Regions from separate parts of the Homo sapiens genome. Here region 1 is linked to region 2. Evidence: chromatin loops called from intact Hi-C (ENCODE). Cell type or tissue: sigmoid colon. All regions are shown on one strand. Each heading gives the region's core, and the rest is flanking DNA. Links, peaks and the distances in the headings are about the cores only. Region 1 holds the start of TBC1D22A-AS1 (TBC1D22A antisense RNA 1). Region 2 overlaps TBC1D22A (TBC1 domain family member 22A).

Region 1 (4,380 bases), core at 221-4,220, 54 kb before region 2:
CTCTTGGAGTTTGTGGTTGTAGCACGGAAGACAGATTTTAGAGGAGTAATTTAAAGTCTTAATTAAAGTAATTAACATTCACATTATCAAGAGGAAGCCTGGGCTGCTGTAGGGACCTGTCCCCTTATAGGGGTCAGGGGAGGCCTCCAGGGTGAGGTGATGTTTTAGCCATGTCTCGCGGGATGAGGAGGAGGCTAGATTGAGGCCGGGCATTCAGAGAGGGCAGCAGAAGGGCCGGCCTGGAATCCAAGGTGCAGTGACAAGTAGTGGCATTGGGAGGAAGGGCAGGGCGGCTTGGGCTGCAGTGCTGAGAAGGAGAAGCTTGGGGTCGAGTCCCAGGGGTGTGCGAAACCCCCAGCCACTGTGCTCAGGTTCTTATCTTTGAACATTCATTCTGGCAGCTGCGTGGATGAGATTGGAGGGTTTCTGGGGAAGCTCATAGACCAGGGACCCGCAGGGTCCAGCACCGGCAGAGGCACGGGTGCCCTCCAGAGAGGCTATTCTGGTTTGCTGAACTCTTAGTTTGCTGGGTCTTCAAGCCGGTAAACCTCAGATGCTCTGCTTAGTGAAGATCTTCAAGATTGACTGTTCCTTCAGAGAACAGAGCCTGGTAATGGGATTCTGTGGTTTCGACACCTGAGCACCTGCCAGTCCTTGGGCCTCAGCGTTCAGGTTATCATGTGACCGCTCATACACCTTTGGTGCAGCTGCCAGTGGCACTAGCCCGGGTGTGGCTACCTCCTGAGAGCTGCAGCTGGCCTGGTTCTGGGGATGAGCTTGTGTTGTTACTTGGATATTCCTCTTTTCTTTGAAGTACAGGATAGCATCCCAGTTAATCAAAGGTTTAAGAAATCCCCGGGGTGTGGGATTTCTCCAGGGGCTTTCAGGCAACAGCAGACAGATCTGTGATGCCTGAGTGGGAGCTGGGCTCTTTCTGGGGATGTGTGTTCGCCATGTGTCCAGAGCCTGTAAAGATCCACAGATCCTGGCCTGCCATATGCTCCCACTGGTTTCACGGGAGGTGGGGAATCCTGGAGTGTGGCATTGGTCCTGAGTAGGAGCAGCTCTTCGGGAGTGGCTCATCGTTCTGGCTGTCAGTGGGAGGTTCCAACTCTGCACATGCTGGCACTCAGAGCCCTCTCAGTGTTACGTTCTTTGACTTGGAAAGAAGGATGTGGTGGGCTTCAGATTCCCATCCTTGCTGTAATCTGGAGAGATGAGCTTTACCCGAGGACAGATCATCCCCCGAGGATGAGGACATATGCATGTAGTGAATTGTATTGCAACCCCTCTGACACTTTGTTTCCAGTTATGATTTCATAGGAGGTTGTCTCATTGCTAAGCAACTAATGAGAGCTGCTGTGGTTGAGGTTGACACACAGGACCTGGTCTGAAGGCAGACCAGTCGACTAGGTGAACTGCTTCCCAGCACAGAGGAGAATGTTCATCTTCAGCAGGAGGCTGGCCAGGATGTCAGAGTCAGAGAAACAGTTTGTAGTGGGGGAGCAATGCTCAAGCTGTGTGGAGGTGTGCTCAGAGGTGGGTTAGGGTTCGATGGGTCTCCATGGGTGCCAGGACACTGCCGGCCTGAGTCAGGAATACATGGTATGCATCCCAGCAGTCCTCGTGGAGCTCACCACTATTTGAGAAGGGCAGTTTGGTCCTGCTGTTGATGGATGCAGAGTCTGTAAATGCATGTTTAGGGCATGCTCTTGCACACACACATGCTGTGCACACAGGCGTGCAGGCACGTGCACGCGGACATACATAACCATACAGAGACACAAACCCACTTGCACACTCCTCACTAGTGCTAGCCTCAACCTCTCCAAGCAAATGGGGAACAAATCTGTAATCAACCTTTGTTTGAGTGGCACCCACCAGTTTCGCTCAGGCCCTGGAGGTGCCTGTCATTGGAGAAAGAGGTCAAGCGATCTTGCGTGACCTCAGAGGCAGGGGCAGCCGTGTGCAAAGCATGTGAAGACAGTGAAGTCCAGTAAATACAGCCAGTTCGACATCACCGAAGCTTGGGGAGAAAACTCTACAAGTGAAAACGAAGTGAGAGGGTATAATGTGATGGGAGAGATCGATCATGGAGAAGTTCTCTATGCCAGGAAGGTTTCGCAGCTCATAAATTTCAGAGGTTGAAGCCTTAGGGAGTGGGGAAGAAACTAGAGGCACATAGTGATACATTTGCTGAAGCTTGAATGTGCCCATTCCAGATCAGAGCCAAGCGTGCGTGCTTGTTCTTGCAGATTGCGTCCTTGACCCATGGGGCGGGCAGAGTGTGGAGGAGACTCCAGTTAGCACAGCCATTGGAGACGACACTCAGCTAGGAACAGGCGGAAGACACACTTTTTAGTCTAATCTTTTAGAATTGAGAGGAAACAGCAAGGCACGTGCTACTTTGGACTTAGTTCAGGCCATGGAAGAAGGCAGGTCTAGGATGAGAATAACATAGGGTCCAGGGCATCTTAGAGTTTGTAACAGCAGAGGAGTGACACCTGGTCTAGAGACACTGAGGGGTACAGGAGCAGGCCCAGACCAGAGGCCGGTGGAGGCAGGAGACTCGCTGACGGAGGACTGGGCCTGAGAGGAGGGCCTGGTCCTGGATGTCAAATAGGCTGCTGTGAGGGCACCAAGGTGGCTTGGTGTGAGTAGAGGGGAGCGTGAACGAGAAGGAAAAATCCAGTCACCTCCTAGATTCCTGGCCCTGTGAGGGGTGTGGTGCCGTTTACCAGGATGAGACGTGGAGTAGAAAGAGCGGGTTGAGGAGGCGGGATGGGGTTCTGATTTAGGATGTGCTGAGTGTGCTCTGTCGGCAGTGATTGAGTAGAAGAGTCTGTTGGGATCCGGGCCTTGGCAGGAGATCTGCAGTGGAGGTTAGTCTGGAAATTGTCGGCCTGGAAATGGCTGCTGACAGTCGCGGCTGTGGATGTGTGTGTCTGGGGAGAGTGGAGTGCAGCGGGTCACAGGATCCAGTGGCTCTCTGATGTGTCAGGGGTCTCCGAGCTGTGACTGTCTGTGACTCGAGGAGCTGGCAATGGGGCTGTCCCACAGGGAGGTTTATGGCGCTCTCCCATGCCGGAGTCTGGGCGTTGAGAGTCCAGGTGGCTCCTGCTGCTGAGGGCCGCCTTTGGGATCTGTGAAGGATGCAATGCAGCTCTGGGGCCTGACCGCTGGGGTCCAGATCCAGACGCTGCCCCTGAAGAGCTGCAGGCGGCCTTGGTGCCTCAGTGATCTCTGCAGTGGACACGAAATGGAGATCGTAATGGCACCAGTCCCTTGGTTGGTGTGAACACTGAGCGAGGCAAAAACAGCTTAGAACCAGGTATGGAACGCAGTAAGTGTCCAGTATGCGTTGCTCTTGTGATCATCGTTACTGTCACTTTCTTTGTTGCTGCCTGTGGCTTTCCTCTGCTTAAAATGGTGGCCGCATCTCTGCTCTGTCCCTGTCCTAGGTTTGGAGAGAGGGAGATGGTGCAGGGTGCAGGGCCGAGGCCAAAGCACGCCTCAGCTGAGCCTATGTGTTTTCGGAAGCTTTCCTGGAACCCACACAGCGATGTCCTCCATCAGCCACACCCTTGCCACCCACCAGCCACAGGGGACCTGGAGAAGATGTGGGTGGAGACAGGAGGCAAGGAAGAGGGTCTGTGTGTGTGTGCATGCAGGCTGCCAGACCAGTGTGTGCCCCGGGGAGAGGTATGGTGGTGTGGTAAGGAAATGGAGAAGAAGTGGTTTCAGAGGTAAGACAAAGGCCAGGCCTGAGGTATCACAGAAATCAAGGGAGGGGACAACTTCAGGAAGGAGGGAGTGGTCAGCAGAGCTCATAGGGATGGAGACTGAAAATTGGTCAAAGCATTTGATAGTGGGGATCTTGCTAGCGACCTGCCAAATCTGGCTGAAGAATAGTGGCAAGCAAACTGTCACATCAGCTCCCTGCCCTCCCTCAGAAATGGGGGCCTGAATGTTTCTGTGCTTGGGGAAGATTGCACTCAGTGGACCACAGCCTCTTGCAACTTTATTTTAAATAATTTTTTATGATGGAAAGTTTCAAACACAAAGTCAACAAAATTGTCCGAAGAACCCGCGTGCCCGTCATCTGACTCCAGCAGTCACCGTTCTCCTTCCTTCTGTCCCCCACCCACTCCCAACCTCCATGCAACTTTACTTACTACTGCTGTTTAAAAACAGCTTTATTGAGATTCAGTTTAGAAACCATAACGTTTACCCACTTAGAGTGTAAAGTTGAAAGATTTTTAGAATATTTAGAGTAGTGTAACCATCAGCACCTTTGTTTTTAGAATATTTTCATCATCCCCAAAAGAAATCCTATACTCATTGGCAGTCACTCCCCATCCTTCCCTTTTCTCTTGTCCA
Region 2 (4,380 bases), core at 289-4,288:
TCCCTAAAACAGCTTTTCGCATATTGCAGAGTAGCAATTATGTCTCCATGTGGTTTTCTCCTGACCAAGCTAAATATCCTCCATTTCAAAAACTTAGCTTTGTTTACCTACCCACCATTCATCCACCCGTCTACCCATATCCATCTGTCCACTCGTCCATCTCTCCATCCACGTGGACTGGTGGAGTCTCAGGCTGGACGTGGTGACTGTGCAGTGCTATCCCCACCTTGTAGCACCGGCCCTGCCCACTGGATGCCAGCAGCACCCCCCACCCTAATCATTCTGACCCCCAAATGCCCTGAAAGTTTCTCAAAACATTCACAAGGGGAGTACCACCACCCGTGGGATCTTCTGCTCTAGGGGTATTTATCTGAGGAAGAGACAGGCCTTATTTAAACTGTTCTAAGTGGCTTAAACATTGTTTTTTTCTGTTGCAGAAATAACTGCTCATTGTGAAAATTGACATTCCCTTTTACTCTCTGCCCTTCTGCAGAAAATAGTGCAAATTTCCCGCCCCACTCCCCCCACCTTGCAGGAGTGTTCAGACATTCCTGTGTGTGGCATCCCTGGATGATGCCCCTCTGTGTAGATTTCTGTAGATGCAGTGCTAGACTTTTCCATGTAAATGGAGCTGTTGATAAAGGGGGGCTTATTTTACAAATTGGTTGTTTTCCTTAATACTATAGCAGGGCAGCATTTTCAAAGAAGGTTAGTTAAATCATCCCCCAAAGCCTTTCTGTGGTCTAAGAAGGCAAGCGAGATGGTTTTTAACTCAGTGTCTGTTTTTATGTGCCATGACTTCACATTTTGTTGTGGTCCACTTGGGCCTGCTGATCTTCTGCCCTGGGCTGTGGGAGCCTCTTCTGCCTCCTCCAGGTTCCCTTGGGGTTAGCCTGTGCACTCGCCATCCCACCACCTTGCGGGCTCTTTGGGGTCAGGACTGACACATTTCTCAACTTGGTGTCCCCAGAGTATAGGGGACGGGGCTGCCCCTTGTAGGGAGGTGTGGTGACTGATGTAGGGGAAGAAAGGGCCAAATGCAGTCCCAGAACACTGTGATACATGCTGGTGTTAATGTTTATAATTAAATGAGAAAAGTAAAAGATACAATCATATTTCAGATGGAAACGCGCTGGTTTAAGTTTCATTATTTTTAATTATGTGTTTGCAAAAATGTCACTGTAGAAAGTCCCCACAGTGGCCCATCTCTGTCATGGCTCCCAGGCTGTCAAGGTCCTTCCTGGCTGGGAGGAAGCTGAGGTTGTATACATCTCCCCTCGCCCTCCCCACAGCCCAGGGATGCCTGTGAATTACCCACCTCCTGGAATCCAGCTGCTTTGAGGCAGCTTGGGCATGTCTTCATGACCCAGGAAGAAATCTCTAAGCCCAGATCTCCCAAGGCCCCGGGGCCTGAGAGCCGCCCCCTGCCTGACCCCCACCCCCAGGGCCACAGCCATGGCTGTCATTTCATTAGGCCCCACCCTCCGTTGATTGGCATCTGGTTCTGCTTCCTGTCTCTGCTTTCACCTGTGTATTGATCATTTTTTCCTTTCAATCGCGTTTCTTCCTTTGAACCCTGGGATTGCTTGGAATTACCATGTCTGTGTTTTCCTTTCTCATTTGTGATCTTACCTGAAAAATCTTTTTTTCGATTGGTGTCAGTGCTGTCATCTCTGCTGTCCTATGGAGTGACACATGTTTTGGGAGATAAACCTGTCCTCCTTGTTGTGGCTTGCCCGGCTGTGAGCATCCCAATGCTGGTCAATGCAGGCCCCAGCCATGGGGCTTCCCAGGTCGTGCCTCGTTCCAGTTTGCTCCCTTCTCGTTCTCCCTCCTTGCCTCATGGGTGGCAGCATGCCTGGCGGACAGTGTGTACCGTTGAGTGGGAAGGTCTTGGGTTAAAATCTGTCATGGGTGTTGGCCATCTCCGAGTCTTGATTCAGAGACCATTCTCTCCCCACAGTGGACTCTGGTTTTGTATATCAGCATCTAACAGATAGAAGCCAGGGAAAACCTGCTGATCTTGCCTGCAGTTCCGCCTGGGCCATACACCCAGGGACAGGGCTCCTCTGGGTGGCCTTGGACCTTCCCAGGCTATCTCCCCAGGGGCCAGACACACCAGCCCGTGGGTATTTTCTGCAGCTTGTCCTGGCCCTCACCCCGCTGTCACAGCCTGGAGTCCAGAGTGCCCTGTGCCACTCTGTGTGCCTTTGCCAAAGTGGGGGATGCTTTCTCTGGCGGGGGATATTTATCTCATTCTAACAATAAGGGTAATTCCAATTCTCCTGGCGTTTAGAAGACAAATCACCACGGGGGCTCTCTGAGTTAAATGCCATTACTTCATTACCTTGAAGAGTAACAAATGGCCCATTGTGAGAAATGACACCTAGAATAGGCCACTGACATTTCCTCAGATAAAATAACAAGCCAGCTAAACAGACCAAGAGAGCGAGGCTCCTGCCTGGCTCACGCGGCGCCTGGCTCTGCGAGTCGGAGCTGCCACAGCCCAGCTGCATCTGTGCACTCAGGCAGAGGCTGTCAAGGTCTGGGAGGCCTTAGTTCCCTGTTTACTCTTATTATCTCTGAGGAAATGTCTCCATGCTTGGAAGGCCCTTGAAAGAGGATACGTCGATGGGAAACTTCTCAGAGGAAGCCTGCTGATGATTGCTGCTGATTCAGTTCCCTGAGAAGAGGAAATAAAATCAGACCCACTCTAGGCCAGCAGAACGTTGAGTTGATTCTGCCCAAACTGTTTTCCCAGGGAGGAAGTGATGCCAGGGGGAGGCCACTTACCCTCCTGTCTATTTGCTTGGCTTTTGCTGCCGGTCCTTCCAGTAGGAAAGGCGTTACGAGGGGGCTGGACTTGGAGTCGAGGCAGGCCTGTCCTGCTCACTCCCACCATTGCCTCACAAAGCACACTGATCAGCGCGTGGAGGCTTAGTTTCTGCATCTGTGAACCGGCAGAAATAACACCTCCCACCTTGGGCTGCCGTGGGAAATTGGGAGACAGGGCCTTTCCCTGGGAGTCCCTGTGGGGGCTTCATCAGAGGGTGTGCTCAGGTCAACCCGGGCTCCTGCGCCAGCAGAGTTTTGAGACCAGACACCTTGCCACTTGCTGGAGGGAGAGCCTGCAGCCCGGCAGGGAGCCGGTGGGTGGACAGAACCACCAGGAGAGTGCTGGTGTCATGGGCACACCCGGCTGGGAGGAGGGTCAGGGGACAGAGCCATGGCCAGCCAGCAGCACTTGTCATCCTAGCCCCGCATTCGAGGAATGGGGAACTGGGACCTGCCTTTTAGGGTGAAAACATGGGCCAAGAGAGTGAGGGCCTGGTTGCACCCGGTATGCTGTGGACAATGGTGTCCTTCACAAGCCCGGGTCCCAGGAGGAACCCATCCATTTCCCCATGCCACTGGGTGACTCCGACACCTAACATTGATGTTTCCAATCTTTAAAGTCGCTTGTTTTCCCCTTTAATTCATGAGCATCTTGAGGGCGTCAGGTCTCTCACTCATGTCTGTGCCTGGTGCCTGGTGTATAGGGACAGATCCCGCCCACGGGACCGGCTCTCTGTGTCCACATTACCCCTTGGTGGAGACAGCCCAGGGTCTACCAGCCGAGGCATGCAGAGACGCGGCGTGGCCTGGCCGTAGGGGTGCGGCTCAGTCGTGAAGAGGAGTGAGGCATTGACACGGGCTGCCGCATGGATGACTCTGGAGAACATTGTGCTCAGTGAGAAGGAGCCAGTCACAGAGGGCCGCAGAGCCTGATTCCAGCAGTGTGAAATGTCCAGAATAGGCAACTCCATAGAGACAGAGGCAGGTTCGTGGTTGCCAGGCGTGGGGTGGGGAGTGGGGAGCGGCTGCTGAAGGGTCCAGGGTTTCTTTCCGTGGTGATGCAAAGGCTCTGGAACTAGCGGTGACGCTTGTGACCCTACTCAAGACCACTCTGTCGCACACGCTAAAGAGTGGATTTTATGGCGGATGAATTATCTCTCCGTTTACAAAACCCAGAACCAAATCAAAGCAATACCCATGGAGTGACTGAGGGTCCACCCCCAGCACCCCAGAGAGAGGAGTGATGTGCGAACTGGCTGGAATCCGCCCACCCTCCCACGTTCCCGCAGGTCCCGCCATGTTGGATGTGTCCAGGGCTGTTGCCTCCCTGTCCAGGCCCTCGAGCGCCCAGCTGCTCACTCCTGCTGGAGGGTCAGACACGGAGGCGCTCTTGCCCTTTTATCCTGCTGGTTCTGGGGTGAACCAAGAACCGTGGGAGGTGGCGTGTCACCTCGTCTCTTCCAGTCACACACTTCAGTGTGAGTTAGCAATTGTGCAGGGCTGCGACTGGGGAAGCAGCGCGATGGGATAGGACTGTACACGACA

What was found. Peaks named below come from ENCODE experiments on the same cell type or tissue, not always from the same donor. Only the 100,000 strongest peaks of a DNase experiment are listed, where the experiment ranks them.
Region 1: it touches region 2 in a loop (4-fold over the local background); 2 of 110 quality-filtered maps call a loop at or near these places.

Annotation. Positions count from the first base shown.
Region 1 is chr22:46,914,796-46,919,175 of GRCh38, forward strand. All of the region lies in intron 8 of TBC1D22A (TBC1 domain family member 22A), which reads left to right. TBC1D22A-AS1 (TBC1D22A antisense RNA 1) reads right to left here and starts at 1,247. Exons shown (of 1, transcript NR_122047.1): 1 at 1-1,247. RefSeq lists enhancers at 1-277, 278-777. In sigmoid colon, for the core only: no CTCF peak of the experiment used is centred there; no DNase peak of the experiment used is centred there.
Region 2 is chr22:46,968,793-46,973,172 of GRCh38, forward strand. All of the region lies in intron 8 of TBC1D22A (TBC1 domain family member 22A), which reads left to right. Among named protein-coding and RNA genes, the nearest start is that of TBC1D22A-AS1, 55 kb to the left of the region's middle. In sigmoid colon, for the core only: no CTCF peak of the experiment used is centred there; DNase peaks (open chromatin) are centred at 2,519 and 2,849; H3K27ac peaks cover 500 bases.